Regions from separate parts of the Homo sapiens genome. Here region 1 is linked to region 2. A link is a loop called in an ENCODE intact Hi-C map of the cell type or tissue named here. Cell type or tissue: endothelial cell of umbilical vein. All regions are shown on one strand. Each heading gives the region's core, and the rest is flanking DNA. Links, peaks and the distances in the headings are about the cores only.

The links. Peaks named below come from ENCODE experiments on the same cell type or tissue, not always from the same donor. Only the 100,000 strongest peaks of a DNase experiment are listed, where the experiment ranks them.
Region 1: it touches region 2 in a loop (16-fold over the local background); 23 of 110 quality-filtered maps call a loop at or near these places.

The regions. Positions count from the first base shown.
Region 1 is chr17:36,627,855-36,630,762 of GRCh38, reverse strand. It overlaps a transcript of MRM1 not described here. Among named protein-coding and RNA genes, the nearest start is that of MRM1, 28 kb to the right of the region's middle. In endothelial cell of umbilical vein, for the core only: a CTCF peak has its summit at 1,299 (motif pointing left); a DNase peak (open chromatin) is centred at 1,302.
Region 2 is chr17:37,372,196-37,375,103 of GRCh38, reverse strand. The region is part of intron 1 of ACACA (acetyl-CoA carboxylase alpha); the gene reads left to right. Among named protein-coding and RNA genes, the nearest start is that of C17orf78, 2.3 kb to the left of the region's middle. In endothelial cell of umbilical vein, for the core only: a CTCF peak has its summit at 1,397; a DNase peak (open chromatin) is centred at 1,383.

The sequences.
Region 1 (2,908 bases), core at 290-2,789, 740 kb after region 2:
ATCTCCTAACTCCTCGAATGTCTCTAGCGAACCATTCGAGACCTCTCCCCCAGGAGTCGAGGGTTACAGACCCCCTCAGTCCCTGCAATGGGACCGGGAAGTCAATTCACCACCTCACTCTCCTATCCCTATTAGCATTCAGGGATTTGTAGTTTGTCCTTAAGGTTCTCCCTTGCCTCAGTTTCCGCCCCTGGCACCAGATGTGAGGGAAGTAGGCAAGCAGACTGCTGGAGAAGAGGTCCCCTGAAAAGCCCACCCCTCTGCTTTCTTGTCCCACAAGCAAGTGCTGGGGATTTCCTTTCTTTCTCTCTAGATCCCGCAGAGCCCCAGACAACGGACGAGACAAAGAGCGGGCAAGCGGAGCAGTCAGGCCCAGCTCCAAGGCATGCATTTCCAAACAGGGAAAATGTGGACATCTGAGGACGGGGTCTCTCAAGGATACTCCCCCAAGTACAAGGTTTGGAGGCCCCTTTTGGAACACTGCCAATTCCAGCTGCCTCCACCCCCAGGCACCAATCACTCAACAGCACTGAGTGTTTACTGGGCCTGCAGGCAGGGAAATAATGCAAGATGCCACTTCCGCAAACTGGCAGGACAGGAGGGATGCCCTGCATTTGGTGTGCTGAGTGCCTTTGTGTGCATGATCTCATTCAAGGTTCCCAACTCTGAAAGCAGAAACGATTAGGAAGCAGAGGTCTTAGTGGCTTGCCCAAGGTCACATGCCTAAACAGGGACACAAACCTGAGGCCTTTAGGTCCTGTGCCTGGGTCTTGCTCTCCAAGCAAAGCTGATCCTTCAGTCACATCTGCCAAGGCTTCCTTTCCTACCAGCTGCAGGCATTGTAAACAAGCCCCCATGCCTCTTACCCAGCCCCCTTGTCCAAGGGCAAGGCAGATGGCCAAACCACTCCTGGGAGACCCCAGGTCTACAGCCCTAGGCTTTAGTGGTCAATGAGAGGACAACCTTCCCCAGGCCCTTAACTGGCTGAGGGGTGCCGGGCTGCCCCACCAGGGCCTGCTGATGTGCCCCCCCCCACCCCATCCCTCCCCTCCAGCTGCCCTCTGGTCCCTCTGCTCCTCCCACTGCCCCGCTTTCAGCCCCGACCCAAGAATGACCAGGAGTCACGGGTGGAGGAGCAGAGTTCCTGGTCCCCAGCCTGGCTTCTGACATCTCCGGCGCCCCTTGGCCTACCCTAGGTCGGGGTGTCAGGTCCAGTGAGACCAGCCTCCCCTCAAAGCCATCCAGCCCTGCCCTCTGGCCACTAGGCAGCCACATGCTCAGAGGATTGTCCAATGTCAGAGCGCCATCTAGTGTGAATGATGGGCACTGCACCCCTGCCTGCCGCCGCAGCTCACCCACTTGGCAGGACCTCTCATGGGGGTGGCCGGGTGCAGAAGGGGAGACGCCCTCAGACTCACAGAGGGCGCCAAATCTAGACTTCTGACATAGTGTCCAGATGACACTTTTCCTCCAGTCATGGGAGAGACCCTAGAATCCAGCGAGGGCAGTCCCCTTGCAGTGTGAGAATGTAGGATGACACTGCCTGCAGGGCCCTGTCACTATTTGAAAGGCTTAAAATGACCTTTCGAAGAGCCTAATCTCTTTGCACTATTTTGTGTGCACTGGTGAAAAGTAAACTTTCTAAATCGGCCATAATTTGGGTGACCTCTTTTTGGCAAATCTTAAACAAGAGCCTCAAAGAACAGGGGCTAAGGCATTGTCAGACCCAGAAGAGGCCCCACCGTGTGCATGAAGCCTGCACTCCATGCCTTGCTCAATCTGTTTCATGGGTCTCTCTCTCTCTCTTTCTCTCTCTCACTCACTCTCCTCTCTCTCTCTCTCCATCCTTGATCAGCCTGATGGAGTCAAAAGACCACTAAGTCCAGGCAGGGAGGTCAGGCTGATCTGGGTTTGAATCCTGGCTCTACATGAGCTGTGTAACCTTGAGAAATTCACTTGAAATTTCTAAGCCTTACTTTCCCCATCTGTAAAATGGGGTTGTGATGAGCATTGTGTGAAATAACAAGTTTGAAGCACTCAGCAAAGTGTCAGCTGCTTATCAGAGGCTCAGTAACTGCCAGTCTCATCCTCCTCATCTCTCTCAGGGCCTCCATCGCTGAGTCAGTGTCTCTCTGGGGGTCCGCTTCTGCAGCACCTGGCACAGGGTCTCCATCATTCTCTTGGTCTCGGAGCACTGGCCACACTGCACCTTGCATCTCACACTGCATCCTGCATGTCCATTTTCCATGGTTATATCCATCTACTCCCACCCACCTGATCCATGACTCGGAGCTTCCTAGGGTCTCTGTTTCTCTCTTCTTCCCCTCCGGAAGCCCAGCCCAGTTTTGAGCCCATGGCAAGTGTGTATCTGCCTGCAGCTGAACTGAATGTTCCCAGGCACAGTTAGAGAAGCCTGTTCTGCAATCCAGGAGCTGAACCAACACATGTTTCTAGCCCTGCCAAAACATACATTTTGGCCAGGTGCAGTGGCTCGTGCCTATAATCCTAGCACTTTGAGAGGCCAAGGCCAGAGGATTGCTTGAGGCCAGGAGTTTGAGACCAGCCTGAGCAACATAGGGGGACCCAGACTCAAAATATATACATACACATTTTCTCTCTCAGTAAAATGGTATTGAAGCTCCTGACTTGCACAATTGTTAAAGGGATTAGAGAGAGGGCATTTGCAAAGGCATTCATAAAGAGTATAAAACACAGTAGGCCCTCAAAAAATAGAACTTATTACTATAACAGCTAGGGAGGCCCTGTTGATGTTCAAAAATATGTCCAGGCTGGGCGCAGTGGCTCACACCTGTAATCCCAACACTTTGAGAGGCTGAGGTGGGCAGATCACTTGAGGTCAGGATTTCAAGACCAGCCTGGCCAACATGGCGATACCCTATCTCTACTA
Region 2 (2,908 bases), core at 260-2,759:
TCCTGCCTCAGTCTCCTGAATAGCTGGGATTAAATGTGTGTGCCACCCTGCCGGCTAATTTTTATATTTTTAGTAGAGACAGGTTTCACCATGTTGGCCAGGCTGGTCTCGAACTCCTGACCTCAAGTGATCTGCCCCCATCGGCCTCCCAAAGTGCTGGGATTACAGCCGTGAGCCACCCCAGCCGGCCGTGAACCATATGATCTCTAGAATTAATCCAGTTATATATATAAACTCACATTAGCACAGACATACCTATTGAGTTTTGCACATCTTCACACTCCTGAATAGTGAAGTGAGTATTGGTGGACAACATTCTGATGACCATTGGGCTGAGAGGTTGTGAGGAAGAGCTAAATACGGCAGGTGAGTGGTACTGTCTGTGGCTTGGGAAGGTTTTCCTAGACAGATAACTGTTGTTGAAGATTTTTCCAAATTTGTATTTTTTTAGTGTCTAGTGTAATAATCTGTAGACTTTGTCATGGCATAGATAGATGGAGCATAAAAGAGAATGAAGGGCCGGGCGCGGTGGCTCACGCCTGTAATCCCAGCACTTTGGGTGGCTGAGGCGGGTGGATGACCTGAGGTCGGGAGTTCGAGACCAGCCTGACCAACATGGAGAAACTCCATCTCTACTGAAAGTACAAAAATTAGCTGGGCATGGTGGCGCATGTTTGTAATCCCAGCTACTTGGGAGGCTGAGGTAGGAGAATCGCTTGAACCTGGGAGGTGGAGGTTGCAGTGAGCCGAGATTGCACCATTGCACTCCAGCCTGGGCAACAAGAGCGAAACTCCGTCTCAAAAAAAAAAAAAAGAAAAGAAAAAAAAGAGAATAAAGATCTACCCCATCTTTATCAAACTCTACAGCTTCTTTGGTCTTGTTTTATTTTGGAGATGGGCTATGTTTTGTAGAGACACAGTCTCACTGTGTTGCCCAGGTTGGTCTCAAACTCCTGAGCTCCAGTAATCTGCCCACCTTGGCCTCCCAAATTGCTGGGGTTACAGGTGTGAGCCACTGCACCCAGACTAGAAAACTTTTTAAAAAAGTTTTGCTATGAGAAAGAAAGCAGAGAAATGAGGCCACTGACTAGAGGGAACATAAATGCCTCACATCTTTATTGGTCCAAGGAAATCTTTATTCATCCTCCCCACCCTCTTGCCTCTGGCTGCCTGCTTCTCTTAGCAGAGGAGGTGGTTAGGGCAGAGGGGCTCCATTGCCTTCCTTGGGTTTTGTGATTTTTGCTTACTATTTCCTTAACATGATGACATGATTCTCTGCTCCCCTGAGGTATTATCACCTTCCCTCCTGTTGCTCTATTTGAAACTCTCTGTACATTAGTTCCTAGATGCCACGGTACAATGCTGCCACCTTGGAGCAGGAGTAGGAATTGATCTGAGGGCTTGCTGTTCTCATCCAGTGTCACAAGGTGGCAAAAGAGCTCACTTTTCCCAAAAGAGACCTTGTGCTTGGCGAAAGATGAAGTCTAAGAGTTTTCTTTGATCACCTCGCAGACCCTACCCTTTTCTTTTGTAACTTAAAGACTCTAAAGTCAGCCTGGGCCAGGCACGGTAGTTCACACCTGTAATCCCAGCACGTTGGGAGGCCAAGGCGGGTGGACACTTGAGGTCAGGAGTTCAAGACCAGCTTGACTAACAAGGTTAAACCCTGTCTCTACTAAAAATACAAAATTAGCCAGGAGTGGTAGCGCATGTCTCTAATCCCAGCTACTTGGGAGGCTGAGACAGGAGAATCATTTGAACTCAGGAAGCAGAGGTTGTGGTGAGCCAACAGCACACCACTGCTCTCCATCCTAAGCGACAGAGCAAGACTCCATTTAAAAAAAAAAGTCAGCCTGCATATTGGAGTAGGCCATACTGTCGGGGGCAGAGCGGTGGAAGAGCTGCAGTCAAAATATCCAGGAGTAGGCCGGGCACCGTGGCTCACGCCCATAATCCCAGCACTTTGGGAGGCTGAGTCAGGTGGATCACGAGGTCAGGAGTTCAAGACCAGCCTGGCCAACATGGTGAAACCCCATCTCCACCAAAAATACAAAAATTATCTGGGCGTCGTGGCACATGCCTATAGTCCCAGCTACTTGGGAGGCTGAGGCAAGAGAATCACTTGAACCCGGGAGGCGGAGGTTGCAGTGAGCCGAGATTGCACCACTGCACTCCAGCCTGGGTGACAGTGCGAGACTCCATCCTCCCCCACCAAAAAAAAAAAAAATCCAAGTGTAGACAAATAGATCCATGTTTCTATTATTTCTAATAGACTATTTCTCTACTCCTAGATATTTTGACTGACTTTCTAAGCATTTGGAATATCAGTGGAGCAGAGTATATCTCTTCTGATCTCCTTTTCCCACAACAAAAACATCAAATTTAGCAGGAAAAAAGTTATGAGTTTTATGACATATGCAGTTCAGAGATATGGCGTTGGAAGAGAGTAGGAACTAGGACCAAATGGATGAATCAGGATGGGTCTGCAGAAGGAGCACTTGACAGGAAGCCAGGAGGCCTACCCTAGGCTCTTTAATTGACTAAATCAATTTGAACAGGTCACTTGTCTTCTCTTGGCCTCTATTTCGGTTTCTGTAATGAGGTGGTTAGACAAAATGGCTTACAAGGCCTCTTCTAGCTTTAAAATTATTGTACCTGCACACTATGCTACTCTTTTTTTTTTTTTTTTTCGAGACAGAGTCTCGCTCTGTCGCCCAGGCTGGAGTGCAGTGGCGCGATCTCGGCTCACTGCAAGCTCCGCCTCCTGGGTTCACACCATTCTCCTGCCTCAGCCTCCCAAGTAGCTGGGACTACAGGTGCCCGCCACCACGCTTGGCTAATTTTTTGTATTTTTAGTAGAGATGGGGTTTCACCGTGTTAGCCAGGATGGTCTTGATCTCCTGACCTC